Regions from separate parts of the Homo sapiens genome. Here region 2 is linked to region 1. Evidence: chromatin contacts called from ENCODE Hi-C or POLR2A ChIA-PET data. All regions are on one chromosome and are shown on one strand. Each heading gives the region's core, a stretch centred on a gene start or an enhancer-like site at or near the end of the contact. The rest is flanking DNA. Distances are from core to core; before and after follow the strand shown.

Region 1 (7,660 bases), core at 1,603-4,102:
TCTGCAGTGTGGCCTTGTAGTTTGTGGGGGGAATAGTAGGGTTCTAAGTGTCCTTAGCTCATTCAGAAGCCACATGCCAGAGGAGCATACATGTGTCTGGGCTTGAAGTGACAATTAACGATGGCCAATGTTTATGGAGGTACTGTATGCCAGATACTGTGCTGCGCAGCACTTCTAATCTTCACCACAGCTTTGCCAGACAGAATTCTTTATGGAATATTTTTGATGAGGAAACTGAACTTTAATGGCAGTAGAGAGTTAAGGCTCTTAGGGTATGTAAATAGCAGAGTTAGCAGAAATGTTAAAGCTATTCTAAATTAAGGATGCCAAACTTCCTTTGGGAAAAGGTCAGATAGTGCCCTTAAAACTGACCCATTGTTAAGTGTAAAGGCAAAATGAATTTTAGGAGCAAATGTGGCTATGTGCTGAGCTTATGTGATTTTGTAATAACATAATGAGACTTGATATTGGTAGGCTAGCTGGAGCGAACAAAGTTCAGCAAACTAGGTCTTTTTCAGAGTTGGTCAGGTGGTTAGCAAATAGTAGGTCTGAAACTCAAAGGAATGGCTGTGGTCAGACATGTTGGTTTGAGAACCATTTTGTGTGTTGCCTGGCAGTCTGCCTGTAAAAGCATCAAGTGTCATTGAAGGCCTTGGAGTAAGCCAGTCCAGGGCAACATAGCCCAGATTCTGGGAAGATTTATGGCAGCAAATTTAGTACAAGGAAGGAAGAAGATGATCAATGTGTTGATGTTGACGAGATGACTATCTATATTCAATTGGCTCATAATGTAGAACTCCTACATTAATTTTATTCAGGCTGGTATGGTGGCTCATGCCTGTAATTTCAGTACTTTGGGAAGCTGAGGCGGGAGGATCGCTTGAGCCCAGGAGTTCGAGACCAGCCTGGACAATATAGTGAGACCTCACCTCTACAAAAAAACTAAAAAACTAGCCAAGCATGGTGGCACGCACCTGTAGTCCCAGCTACTTAGGAGGCTGAGGTGGGAGGATTGCTTGAGCCCAAGAGGCGGAGGTTGCCGTGAGCTGAAGTCACGCCACTCTACTGCAGCCTGGGTGACAGAGTGAGACCCTGTCTCAAAAATAAATAAATAAATAAAAATTTATTCAGCATGTTAAAGGTGACATAACTGGATGTAGATTCTGTCTCAGTGACATTCCAGAAAAGGTATGAAGAATACATATACAGTCATATGTTGCTTAATGACGGGGATGAGTTCTGAGAAATGCATCTTTAGGCAATGTTGTTGTTGTGTGAATGTCATAGTACTTACACAGACCTAGATGTTACAGCCTACTATATGTGTAGGCTATACAGTGTAGCCTATTGCCCCTAGACTACAAACATGGACAGCATGTTACTGTACTGAATACTGTAGGCAGTTGTAACACAATGGTAAGTATTGGTGTATCTGAACATATCTAAACATTAAAAAGGTACAGTAAAAACATGGTATGAAAGACAGTATACCTCTATAGGGCACTTAACATGAATGGGACTTGCAAGACTAGAAGTTGGTGTGGGGTGAGTCAGTGAGTGGTGAGTGAATGTGAAGGCCTAGCCCTGTATACTACTATATAGTTTATAAACACTGTATGCTTAAGCTACATTAAATTAATTGAAACATTTTTGTTTGGCCGGGCACAGTGGCTCATGCCTGTAATCCCAGCAGTTTGGGAGGTCCGAGGTAGGTGGATCCCTTGCGATCAGGAATTTGAGACAAGCCTGGTCAACATGGTGAAACCCCATCTCTACTAAAAATACAAAAATTAGCTGGGCATAGTGGTGTGCGCCTGTAGTCCCAGCTACTGTAGGCTGAGGCAGGAGAATCGCTTGAACCTGGGAGGCAGAGGTTGTAGTAAGCCAAGATTACACCACTGCACTCCAGCCTGGGCGACAGCGAGACTCTATCTCAAAAAAATAAAATAAAATTGTTCTTTAATAATAAATTAACTTTAGCTAGACAAAAAAAATTTCCATTTATATCCTTATTCTGTAAGCTTTTCTCCACCTTTAATTTTTTTTTTAACTTTTTAAGCTTTTTGTTAAAAACTAAAACACAGTCACACACATTAGCCTAGGCCTATACAGAGTCAAGATAATATCACTGTCTTCCACCTCCACATCTCGTCCCACTGCAAGGTCTTCAGGGCAGTAATACATGTGGAGCTGTCATTTCCTATGACAACAGTGCCTCCTTCTGGAATACGTCCTGAAGGACCTGCCTGAGGCTGTTTTACAGTTAACTTTTTTTTTTTTTTAATAAGTAGGAGGGGTAACCTCTAAAATTACAATTAAAAGTATAGGATAGTAAATCATAAGCCAGTAACATAGTCATTCATTGTCATTGCCAAGTATGCATTGTACGTGATTGTATGTGCTATACTTTTATACGACTGGCACTGCAATAGGCTTGTTTACAACAGCATCACCACAGACATTTGAGTAATGCGTTGTGCTACACATTAGGCAGTAGGAATTTTGTAGCTCTGTTAATCTTCTGGCACCACTGTTGCATATGCTTACTGTGCGTGTCACCACGCCTGGCTGTCCTTGACCAAAGTGTTATGTGGTGCTTGACTGCATAATCATAACCCAAGTGAGTATGTGAGGTGTTCTGTGAGAGCAGAATGGGTAGATTGCTGTAGGGGTTCTGCCAGTGGGAGGGATCAAGGAGGCTTCCAGAAGCAGGTGGTATTTAAGCCCTTGAAGGATGGGAAGCATATGAGAGATATGGATGAGTAATATCACTGGCTGAAGGAACATAGAAACACAGGCACAGAGCCAGGAAATCCCAGAGCATGTTGGAGAAATAGTAATCATTTTGCAAGCAAAGGTTATGTGCAGGGAAGTCATGGGAACAAAGGGTGGGGCGCATTCAGGCCAGGCTAAAGAGTCTGGGCTTAGCTCCTGTACACAGAAAATGGTAGCTGTTACTCAGATGTCATCGAGCAGAGGTGAATGTGGCCCTCCTGTGTGGGGAGACACTGGAAGCGGGAGACCACTTTAGAGTCCAGGCAAGAAATAACACTAGGGCATGAGGACTAGGGAATGAATTGGAGGAAATGAACAAATGATTAGATGTGAAAGAGAAGGGAAGCCTCAGTAATTACTTTTGAGTTTTGATCCTAGGAGACAAGGGTGATGGTGGTGCAGAGACCAGAAATAGGAACACTGGGACAGGAGGAGCGGGATTGGGAGAAGAAATTGGGAAAAATCAAACCCCATTAGAGATGCTTGTTTTGGCTGTTGATTCAGTGCTGCTGCTAAAGGTCATATGGCCAAACCTTTTGTGTGCTGCCTTTTTTGTCCAGAGAGGTGACATAGCTGTTTCCTGGGCAGTACTCTGTCCTCTGTCCACCTGAGCATCCTGGGAATCTTTGATGAGGCCCTGATATGTGGCACTGGTTGAAGCTAGGACCCTAGTTTTGTCAGTTTATAAGAGCCAAAATCTTGAGCAGCAGAAACCCTTTTGTGATAAAATTGCTATATTTGTTAGATCATATTTGCATTATAGTGCCAAGTATAGGAATGAGAAAACTGGAAGGAAAAACAACCCCAGAATTATTGTGCTCTGTGAAGCTTTCTTATAGGTGTCCTTTCCTGAGCTGCTTGATGTCAGCAGTTTTGGCTTATTCCAAGGCATCATTTTCTTCTGGAAATTGAAGCTTTGCCCAGCTTAAAATGGCCATCTTCATTCTTTCACTTGCTATCTTGTGTCCTAATTTTAGGTAGAGTTGGCCTTCCATATCCATGGGTTCTGCATTCATGGATTCAGCTAACCACAGATCAAAAATATTTGAGGGAAGTGCAGCAAGAAGCCAGGTTTCTAAACACAGGAGTGGCATAATTTGATAGATCTTTTCAAAATAACACTCTTGCTATGATGTGGTGATCATTTTGGAGTACAAGAGTGGATGCAGGATTAGCTTGATTTAGCCATTCAGTAGTGTATATATATTTCAAAACACCATGTTGAACATGATAAATATATGCCTTTTAAATTTTTCAGTTAAAATAATTTTTTTTAAAAAGTATATGCAGGAGACACAGACTGTTGTAGTGGTTAAGGAAAGAGGAGATGGCAGCTTGGAGCAGGGCAGTGGTGAGTGGAGTTGAAGAGAAGTGAATGGATTCAAGATGAAGTTTGGGGCTGAATGGACAGGATGTGGTGACTGATGAGATGTTAGGTGTTGAGAATGAGGGAGGTGACAGCGATGTCATGCGGGTATGTGGCTAGCGCAGCTGTATAGTACCATTGACTAAGGTGAAGAAGATTTGAAGGTGCGGGTTGGAAGATCAGATTATCAGTTCTGTTTTGGACATGTTTGGAATTTGAGATGGAGATATTGATTATAGACAGTTGGATATGTTGGCCTGGAGCTCTAGAGAATGGTCTAGAGGAAAGATATTAATTTGGGAATCATCAGGTAATTAATGGTGATTGAAGCAAAAGGGACTGGCTTCAGTGATTTGAGGAGGAGGGCCGGGGAGGAGGCTCAGTAGTGCATGTTGATTGTCCAGGGTTGGTACTGCTGTAATATTATTTTGACATCCCTCCCTTCTGCTAATGCAAAGGCTTTATTGAGACTACTCAGTAAGGATCTCCTTGAGCCATTTCTTAGCTTTTGTTTTAAACACTTCATTTGTACAGTCTTACATGGGATGTCAACATAAAAATAAAGCAGGTAAAAGCAGAGCCTCTAGGTTGAAGGGTGAAGGGAGCATGTTAGGCCTTGAACTGAGGTTGCTTATTCTCCTCCACCTACACTGGAGGCATCTTTGGAACGCTTTGCCCACCAAAGCACAGTCTGAAAGCCCCAGCTGCAACAGAGGAGGGGAGAGAAGCTTCCCTCCCTGGCAGTGCTCATGCACTTCTTCCTCTAAACCTTCATGTAATCCAGGGAAGGGGCTCTAGACTCAGAGCAGTGCCTGGCAGCTCTACAGTGCCTGGCAGCTCTACCTGTCTGTACCACAGACAGGAGAGCTTGAGAAAGCAGACCTAGCACTGCTGAGCGTTGGCAAGATGGACTTCAGCTTGAGAGCCAGAGCCTCTTTGCTCCTTTGAGAATGCTTGAGGTGGTTAGTTATATAGCAAACAGTTGACTCACACCTGGGATCCTCCCTCTCTTTTCCTTTTACAAATATCCTTCTGACTTTCTTCTAGGTGAAGCACAAACCTGTAACATTGCCTTTTGGGGCACAGTGATTTTCTGGATTTGAGTTTTATTTGCGGAGAGTCCCATTAGAAAAGCTTTCCTATTGATTTTTACATTTTAGGGTCAAGAGAGGAAGTTCTGAAGAATTCAGTTGCCTTTGCTCTTTGAAGGAGAGGATTGGAAGTGTCCTGTGTTTTCCATAGCTCAGTAGGCACAGTTCTTTCTGGCAGCCAGTTCTGGGGTGTGTATTTAATTTTACTTTGGTCTGGTCTGATCTAGCTTCTGTAATATGGATATAATTTGCATGTTAAATGTGAATTTTGGAAGTATTGAATCCTCACAGACTTTTTAGGAATAAAACAATACGTAACAGGTTGTTACAGGCATTAAATAAGTTAATTTCTATAATGTACTTAGAACGGTGCTCTGTACTAGTGTTTGTTGTGAGATTGGTGATCTGGTGATCTAGCTTGTAGATTGTTCAGGTTCTTTCTGCTCCCTGCTTTTTGAACCTTTAACTACTTGTCTTGAATTCTGCCAGCCACCAAGAGGGGTAAAATAGAACTTTAATGACTTGTCAGATTCCAAAAAAGTGTGAAGAAGAACAAAGTTTTAAAATTATCTGAGGACATCATAGAGAGTCTTGAGGGGTCATAGGCAGTACCAGGTGTGAAGCAGAGAGAATCAGTGCTGAAGCTCAAGGGATTGAACTTGTTCTGCCTTCGAAGTTGCCCAGCCCTTGAGAAAGCAGAAGTGACAGGAAGCTAGTGTTAAAAAAAAAAAAAAAAGCGATGCTGACATCTATTCAAGACAATGAGGCAGACTTTATTTGGGAGACCACTGTGATGGGGTTTTGCACTAGGGGAGAGAGATCAGGCTCAACTCCAAATGCACCAACCACAAATGGGGATTTATAGCCAAGGAGGAGGGTGGGGGCTTGGTGGATGAAAAATTCCTAAGAGGATGGGGCAATTCTTTGCTAAATTTACCTAACAAGATTATTACTGGCAAGAACAGTTTCATCCTATTCCAAAACCAAAGACATCTCTTGGTGGACAACTACAGTAGTTAACTTGATTATAGTTGCCAATCCTACATGGCAGGTCAGTTTATCCTGTTACCTAAGGTTACATTTTGTAACCAGCTTATCATCTTGAAAGGTTCACCAGTAGGTTACACTGTTTAAAGTGCCTTATAAATACTTTTCTGGAATTGTTTTTAATGGTTGTGGTAAGCTCCTGCTAATGTATCAACTTTTGGAAAATTCTAGAATAAAATCTGTAGTCAGATTCTATGGCGGGTGGCCCAGAACATTGGGTCCTTGATGATCCTTTACCTATGAATTGGGGGGAACCCAGAACCTTTCAGGAAAACTTGGCATTGCTCCTTATTCTTCCCTCATATTTTAGGCCTTTGAATTTTGAGTGTCAAGGAGTTGGAGTTGTACCTTCCCTCTGTTATTTACCGGTAGCACCAGGTAGTCTGTTGGTTAAATACAGAGCCATCTGCTCTATCAGGCAGCCAGCCTTGGCTAAGGTGGGTTTGTTCTTTAAGTTGGGGTAGGGGAAAGTGATTCTACTTTCTAGGGTTGTGTATTAGGAGGGGGAAGTGTTCCATTAGCTGAGAACCAACCCACTAGAGAAGATGTTGAAAGAACACCACTGGAGAAGATGGTGTTAACTGGAATGTGTGACTGAGGCGAGAATCTCCATCATTCGAGGTTTACTGAGCCAGAGGTTGAGGGCGTATCCGGGAAAAACACTAGTCACAAACGAGTGGCTGTGTACTCTGAAGAGGTTTTCAATACATGTTTTTAAAGGAGAGAAGGAAGGATGGGGAAGGATAGGCATGAGGTGAATGGTTACATTCCTGTGAGACTTTAGTTAGTACTCAGTAAATCTACACTTTACATAAGATAAGGTGAACCTTTTGAAGAAAGGAAGAACCATTTATGCAGATGTCTCAGAGTAGGTGGGTGAATTACTGATCTCTTGTTTTTGTGCAGCATCTGGGAAGATAAGCTTGCAATGGACATTATCAGTGTGGAATTGAACAGATTACAGACCTAGAGTTACAATTGACATGTCCTTGTGTTATGGGAGGATGTACATCTTAAAGGTTTTGAGGCCAGCAAAGATTTTCCTTATGAATGATTTGTGGGAGCAGTCATCTGGAGATGCCTAAAGCCTTTTGCCTTTCCTGGTCGGGGGGAGGGGTGTGAGGCGGTAGGTCTGGCTAATGTATAATGCTCTGACACAGGGTTGTGAAGTAGCAATATTAATTTGGAGAGAGGATGGTGCTTCGCTTGACTCAGCCTCTAGGCTAAACTTTCCCTTTGGCATAAGGAGTTTGGAGGTCCTGAGATTTTTTTAAAATTTTCCTTTACATTGGGTATGTGTTTGTTAAATGAATGGGAGTGGTTGCCTTTAGAATATTCAGGTAGGATGTTTAGTGGATGTTGTAAAAGAGCATCTAGAGCT
Region 2 (7,660 bases), core at 3,610-6,109, 2.2 Mb after region 1:
AATCTCAGCTCACTGCAATCTCCGCCGTCTCCTGGGTTCAAGTGATTCTCCTGCCTCAGCCACCCGAGGAGCTGGGATTACAGGCACCTGCCACCACACCCGTCTAATTTTTGTATTTTTGGTAGTAACAGGGTTTCAACATATTGGCCAGGCTGGTCTTGAACTCTTGACCTCAAGTGATCCGCCCGCCTTGGCTAAAGTGCTGGGATTACAGGCATGAGCCACTGTGCCCAGCCATTTTTATTTTTATTTTTGAGACAGAGTCTCGCTCTGTTACCCAGACTAGAGGGCAGTGGCACCATCTCGGCTCACTGCAATCTCTGCATCCTGGATCCAAGTGATTTCCCCTGCCTGCGCCTCCTGAGTAGCTGGGATTACAGGTGCACGCCACCATGCCTGGCTAATTTTTTTTTTTTTTTTTTGTATTTTTAGTAGAGACGGGTTTTCGCCATGTTGGCCAGGCTGGACTTGAACTCTTGACTTCAGGTGATCCGCCTACCTCGGCCTCCCAAAGTGCTAGGATTACAAGCGTGAGCCACAGCGCTTGGCCGAAGGATTTTTCTTTATATCAGATCACAGCATGCCAACAGCTTCTCCTCATATTTAGAATAAAACCTAAACACTTCACTGGGGCCCACAAGAGCCTCACCAGATGCCCTGCTACCCTCTGCTTCTTCACTGGAGGCTTCAGTGAGGCCTTTTCATTGGCTTCTTTGGCCTTCTAGATCATCCTTGAACATACCAACCTTGCTCCCACCTCAGGGCCTCTGCACTGGCTCTACCATCTGCCTGCAATGCTCTTCCTACAAGATATCTGCATGGTTTACACTCTAACTGCATTCCATTCTCTTCTTAAATATCACCTCCTCAGAAAGGCCCACCTACATGACAGAAAATGTTGCCTTCCCCACCTGCCGTTCTCTCTATCCCATGACCCTGCTTCGTTCTTTGTAGCACTGATCATGCCCCCACACTCCATTGTCTTGTGATATATTCACCCATCATATAGCACATCAAACCATATTGTGCTACACAGCGCAGCAGTAGGCTGCCCATCTCCCAGATTAGAATATAAACTCCCAAGAGTTAGTCTTGCTCACCAGAGTCCTTGGCACCTAGGACACTGTCTGGCACATAGTTGGTGCTCACTAAATATTTGTCAAATGAGTGATGGACTTGGAGATGGGCCATTCTGAAGGGAAATGCAGCAGTGAGTGGGTTTGGGGCCACTGAGGGACCAGTGGACCACAATGGAGGTGGGAGGAGCACGGGAAGGGAAAGTTGGGTGGGAGTGCTGGTGACCCAAGGCCTTGAATGCCAAGGTAAAGTACGAGTCCTAGGCCGGGTGTGGTGGCTCACACCTGTAATCCCAGCACTTTGGGAGGCTGAGACGGGTGGATCACCTGAGGTCAGGAGTTCGAGACCAGCCTGGCCAACTTGGGGAAAACCTGTCTCTACAAAAATACAAAAATTACCTGGGCATGATGGTGGGAGCCTGTAATCCCAGCTACTCAGGAGGCTGAGGCAGGAGAATAGCTTGAACCCAAGAGGCTGAGGTTGTAATGAGCTGAGATTGCGCCACTGCACTATAGCCTGGGCAACACAGCAAGACTCCATCTCAAAAAACAAACAAAAAAAAGAACAAGTTCTAGAGCATGAGCGCTGGAAGGGACCCTGAGTGTCATGTATCCAACCCTTGCATGTACGGGCAGGAGGACTATAGCCAAGACAGGGGGCCTCGGCTTATCTGAGAGAGTTTTTACTGGAGGGCATCTTAGTGATGGGCTGCCCCTTAAGAGTTTCTCTGTCCCTGTCTCCCCAGGCTCCCATCAGAGTGTCTCCACTCCCTGAGAAGAGTTCCTCCCTCCTGGAAGAGTCTTTTGGAGGCCCCAGTGACATCATCTATGCAGACCTGAGGAGGATGAACCAGGCACGGCTAGGCTTGGGCACAGAGGGGTCCGGCAGGCATGGGCCAGTTCCAGCTGGCAGCCAGGCCTACTCCCCAGGCAGGGAGGCCCAAAGGAGACTCTCAGATGGAGAACAGAACAGGCCTGATGGCCTGGGGCCTGTCCTTTCTGGGGTGAGCCCAGACCAGGGTCCCACAGAGTCTCCCACTTCCTGGGGATGTTCTGATGCCATGGGATCCCTGGGGGCTACCTGGAGGCAGGAGTTTCCAAAGCTGAGCCAAGAGGCTCAGCCCTGCTCCCAGGGCAGCTCTGCAGATATCTATGAGTTCATCGGGACAGAAGGCCTCCTGCAAGAGGCCAGGGACACACCAGACCAAGAAGGCAGCACCTATGAGCAGATCCCAGCTTGCTGGGGTGGCCCAGCCAGGGCCCCACATCCTGGGGCCAGTCCCACATATAGCCCATGGGTCCATGGCTACAAGAGGATCTCAGGGACCCCAGAGCTCTCAGAGCCTGGGAACACCTATGAACAGATCCCAGCAACCAAGAGCAAGGAGACTGGACGGACACACAAGGTGAGCTCCATGATGGGGTGGGGCGGCTCCCAGCCCTTAGAGAGCACCTGGTGGTAGGAGACAACCTGAAGCCCCCAGGCATAGGCAGGTCAGGTCACCGCCACTGCCTGGAAGTACACAGAATTTTCCAGCCCTAATATCTGCCTAGAAGTGGTGGTGGTGGTGGTGGTGGGAGAGGCAGCTGCTAGATTTGGATGTAAGATGGGGGCTTCCAGGCCCTTCTAAGGGCATTCTCTACAGCAGATCAGGGTTCCCATCCCCTCCGTCTCAGCCTCTGCAGGGGTCTTAGCGCCTCTGGGAGCAGGAGAATGGCCCCTTTGCTCCTACTCCCTCACCTTGTAGCTTTGGGCAAGACAAATTCCAGGACAACCAGTTAAACCTGAATTACAGATAAACAACAAATATTTTTGAGGCCAGGCATGGTGGCTCATGTCTGTAATCCTAGCCCTTTGGGAGGCTGAGGCAGGTGGATTGCTTGAGCTTGGGAGTTTGAGACCAGCCTGGGCAACATGGCAAAATCCCATCTCTATGAAAAAATACAAAAAATTGCCAGGCGTGGTGGCCTGTAGTCTCAGCTACCTGGGGGGCAGAAGCAGGAGGATGGCTTGAACCTGGGAGGTTAAAGTTGCAATGGGTCAAGATTGCACCACTGCACTCCAGCCTGGGAGACAAAGTGAGACCCTGTTTAAAAAAACAAACAAAAAACCAAACCAAAACAAAACAAAAACCATTTTAAAGTATGTCTTAAATACCACAATTATTCCTTTGTTTATCCGAAATTTAAATTTAACTGGCATCTATATTCTTGTTTAGCAACCCCACCCAGGACCTCCATTTCCTCATCTGTAAAATGGGCTGATCCTCTGCTTGTATCCAGGGGTAGGTGCCCAGAGGATAATGCTAGACACCCTCTCCTGCTCAGAACACAGCCCAGAGAGGGCTCTTGATGAACAGAGCTATTATTCTGAGGATCTCTGGGGTGGTGGTGGTGGTAGTGGTGGTGGTGGTATTGGTGGCAGAGGCAGCTGCTAGATTTGGGTGTAAGCTGGGGGCTTCCAGGACCTTCTAAGGGCTTTCTGTGCAGCAGACCAGGGGTCCTTTCCCCTCCCTCTCAGTTTCTGCAGGGGTCTGATAAGTAAGGAAGAGAGGGGACCAGGAGTGTGGAGAGCGGTGGCCAGGAGTGGGGCTGGTTCAGGGTTCTCAGGGAGGCAGATGAACTCTCTGGAGCCCTCGGTCCCAACTACACTCTGCCTATACCCAGAGACAATAAAACCTGAGAGTCCCTTCCCCATGGGCAAGTCCTCTGATCTCAGTCAGGCACACGCGGATCTTCCTGCCTGGGCTCCTGGTGGAAAGATCTTCCTGGGAAGTGCTGACGGCTCCTCCCTCAGGGCAGGGCTGTGCCCACACACCCCATGGATAGCAGCCTTTGAGATCCTCACTCTCTGGGGACCACAGACCTGGCAGTGGAGACCCTCAGAAGCCACATCCCATGTCTGCTCTTTCCCTGCGGCTGCCCCATGTCCTCTCCCATCTCTGTGGGCCTGGGTACAGCTTCACCCCACCCTACCTCGGACACCAGTGCATCCTGAGGCCCCCAGCTGTGGGTCAGGGGAGACCAGGGCACTCCAGGGAGGTAAGGTGAGGCTCGCCACCCTTTCTACCCTCCTTCTTCCCCTTCTCTCCTTAGCCAGAAGAGGGTGAACCCTGCATCTGAAATTGGGGAGCTAAAGGTGGGATTTCGGGCACTGGGAGAGGCTTGTGGAATCAACTATCAGAATTCCAACCTGGCCTCATGTCCTAGGCTTGGGCCCCCAACCCAAGGTCAATGAGGGGTCCTCGGAGCCTGGGTCTTTCCCTCCCTGTCCAGCGACCCCAGGCCCCAGTATCTCCTCCTTCCTTGCAGCCTGACAAGCTTCGGAGGCTCTTCTTCACGTACAGGAAGCACAAATTCTGAGGGCCTGGCATCCGGCAGCCCACCAGTGGGTTTCCTGGTACCCAGGCCATGCCAGGGGTTATCGCAAAGGCCTCAGCTCACTTGAAGGCACCCTTTGGATCTTGAGACTCATCCAGCCTGCTACAGAACTAGGCTCCGAGACAGCCGAGGTGCCTGCCTGAGAGCAGGTGGAAGAGGACCTTGCAGGTGCCTGCAGCTCCTGGCTATGTCCTGCTTTCCTTGTGCCTCCCATCCATGCACAGGAGGGACTGGAGAGGAATGAGATTGGCCAAAGGCAGGGGTCACCACCCCCATTTCCCAGATAAGCATGCTGAGGCCCAGGCAGACTGACTGAACCTGCCTCCCACTACTGAGCACTTACCGAATGTGTGGCAGGCTGTGTGCTAGCACAGACACCTTTCTAACTGGCCAAGTGACATCATGCAATTGCTACCGAGAACAAAACCAGTTCCCCTCCTTGCGGCCCCATCAGCGAAAAGGAGGGGAGGGCCAGAAGCCACATCCTCTGCTTCAGGCCTCTTCGCTCCAGCTGTACCCTCAGGTCAGGCTGGCTCTTCCTGGAACTCTGTCCCTCAGGAAACTTCCTGTTTTGTGTGTCACTTCCCTTCCTATCCACATGTCCCCTTCTCTATAAGGGTGGACAGCTGGCTTGCTACCCCACTCCCAACAACCCCCAGGCCTGGGATGCAGAAAACAGGACTGATCATCTCCAGAGAGAACACCATACGTGCCCCTCCTCCCTGCCCTGACCCTGGGCAGAGCGGGCTCAGGTTGCATTTGTGGGAAATCTACTCTTAGTGACCACTTGGCTATGCAGCTTTTCCTGAAATATAGGCCTGTAAGAGTCCCTCCCTCCTTGGGGGTTTAAGGATTGAGACTGAAGCAACTGTCCCTGTGCCTGAGTGGTTAGCACTCCCAAATGTTAACCAGAGATACTGTCAGGGAATTCACGGAAGGTTCGGGGCATGAATGTGTTTTCCTCCCGATGGCACACGCACTGAAATCAAAGTTAGTGCCTAAAGCAGGAGGCACTGCCTAATGCCGAGAGGTGAGACACCAATGGTGGGATTTCAAGGATCAGAAGCAAAGGTACCCTCAAACATTTCCTAACATTAGCATACATGGAGAGCAAAGGGATGCAAAAGTGTTTTACTACCAGGAGTTCACAAATCTGTGGACAGCACACCAGTGAGGATTCCACGGTGTTGGGGAGGCAGGCAGGGTGGTACTCATGACCCAGAGGCAGAGACAGGAGCAAGAGCCCTTGGGCCCACTGCACCCACAGCTTCACATTGTGAAGGAGGCCGGGAGAAGGGGAACAGGCAGGGGTGGGAAGCAGCCCAACCTTGGGTTTTGGAAAAAGATTGCATAGCTCGTTAAAACCCTGACCTCTTTTTTTTTTTTCCGCTCTGTCCTGGGTGACCAGGGTGTCTGCCAGCACTTGGACACGTCAGACCCCACCACCTCCTGTTGGGTTATCTGCTTTTCCCTCTTTGGGGGGGTGGGGAGCATTTCTGGAGTAGGAAAGGACTGGGGCATGGGGCGGGGTGCGGAGGGCCTGGAGAGAGGCCATGGGTCCCGGGGCTGGACCACAGCGGGGCTGTGGGAAGGGTCCTAACCTTCACAGGCCCCCTTCCTGGTTAAGGTTTTTTTTTTGCTGAAAGGGCCACAGGATATATTTGTGGTGTAAACCCCAGAGGCTGCCACTGCTTTCCTGGGGAGCTTGGAGGCCACACCCATGTGACTGCAGGGCAGGATGGTGGACTTCTAGGCCCCTACAGCCTCGGCAGTGTCCTCAGATCCGGATGTGGAAAGTGCTAGAAAGAGAGAAAGGGCAAGAGAGGGTGAGAGGCCCTGGGTCGGGCAGGTAAAGGCTCCTCAGGGAAAAGCACAGCAGGCCCCAGCCCCATGCTGGACAGTGCCTCATTAGGGAACCCTGCATAGTGGATGCAGGTAATCAACACTGGGGGAAGACGGAGGAACAGCGGTGCCCAGGGAGTTCTGCCCCCACTTATCACTGAAGGGGCCCCCAGGTCTTCAACCTTCCCCCTGCAGGGGACAAAGGCCAGTCACACGTCTAGGGCAAGGGTGGCTTGAACGTGACCTCCTGCTTCCTGGCCGCACACCACTGCTCACAAATAGCGAGTGATAGGGGCCTCAGCCCCAACATCCCGGCCTGCCCTGCTCTGCCCTGCCCAAGCCCGGCCCCTGTAGTGGCAGCACCTGAGGAAGTCAGGGGCCTTGGCAATCATGTCCTCGAAGTCAGCAAAGCCCAGCTTGCCGTCACCGTCCAAGTCAGCCTCCTCAATGACCTTGTCGCACACAAGCACCACCTCCTCCTCATCCAGCTCTGACTTAGTGAGCCGGGCCAGCGTCAGCTCCAGGTCCTCCTTGCAGATGAAGTTGTCAGTGTTGAAGTCTGTAGGGCAGGGGTTGGACATGTTCAAGTCCAGGCTGCGTGCACCCAGGGACCCCTACACTATAGCTCTTCCTCCTAGCTGGCCCCACTACCTCCACCAGCTTCTGATGTCCCCAGAGCATCTCCATGCACACTCTTGGGATACTGGATCCCTGCCCCCAAGAGGGCTTACCCACCAGGCATCGCTTAAACACCCACATCCACCACCAACAACAACCCCACAATGACTAAACCACATCCTGAAGCAGGTCAAAAGTCCAAATCTGAGGTTTCCTGAGAACTTCAGGCTTAGGCCAGATAGCCCTTCCTGGCCTTAGCCCACAGTGGACCCAGTGTTCCCTTTAGACTTCTAGAGCTAAGGAAACTAAGGCCCAAAAAGGCCATGCGATTGAATCAAGGTGGGAGAGCCACTCGGAGATGGAGCAGGGATTCTGACTAGGGCCTATGGGACTCTAAGACCCATGTTTTCTAAACTGCACCCCGTTGCCTCAGTGGTGTGTGACCAGAAGACACGGTGGGTCAGGAGACTCAAAATCAAAAGACCCTTAGAGAGGGGCCTGTGCCTGGCCTTTGTGCACACAGAGCAGGGAACATGGTTTGATTCTACCCAGCAAAAGGCACTACCACTGCCCCAAAGCACAGCAAAATGGTTCAGAGGACCGAGCCATGCCTGGCCACATCAAAGTGAACTCTCTCTTCTTACATTTTGAGCCCAACTACCAGATCTGCGCATGTGCTGTTTCTTCTGCCTGGGGTCCCTTCCCAGCAAACTCCTGGTCATCCTTCAAATTTTGGCTCACAC

The links. A loop is a pair of places that touch in the nucleus more often than their neighbours do. ChIA-PET counts read pairs that join two places held with the same protein, here RNA polymerase II (POLR2A).
Region 2: a map of posterior vena cava shows a loop between it and region 1 (23-fold over the local background). The contact joins two enhancer-like sites. A Hi-C loop is called at or near these places in 1 of 168 maps with a recorded cell type or tissue (posterior vena cava). POLR2A ChIA-PET finds 5 or more read pairs at or near these places in 1 of 52 experiments (MCF 10A).

Annotation. Positions count from the first base shown.
Region 1 is chr15:75,919,724-75,927,383 of GRCh38, forward strand. The region is part of intron 5 of FBXO22 (F-box protein 22); the gene reads left to right. Among named protein-coding and RNA genes, the nearest start is that of FBXO22, 20 kb to the left of the region's middle. Within about 2 kb of position 2,853, at least 3 of the 41 ENCODE cell types and tissues checked have a DNase peak (open chromatin) inside an H3K27ac peak, as active enhancers do.
Region 2 is chr15:78,099,077-78,106,736 of GRCh38, forward strand. It overlaps SH2D7 (SH2 domain containing 7), which reads left to right. Exons shown (of 6, transcript NM_001101404.2): 5 at 1,823-2,482; 6 at 4,389-5,286. The coding sequence ends at 4,439. It overlaps CIB2 (calcium and integrin binding family member 2), which reads right to left. Exons shown (of 6, transcript NM_006383.4): 5 at 6,663-6,858; 6 at 5,530-6,256. The coding sequence ends at 6,235. Among named protein-coding and RNA genes, the nearest start is that of SH2D7, 10 kb to the left of the region's middle. RefSeq lists an enhancer at 4,952-5,021. Within about 2 kb of position 4,860, at least 7 of the 41 ENCODE cell types and tissues checked have a DNase peak (open chromatin) inside an H3K27ac peak, as active enhancers do.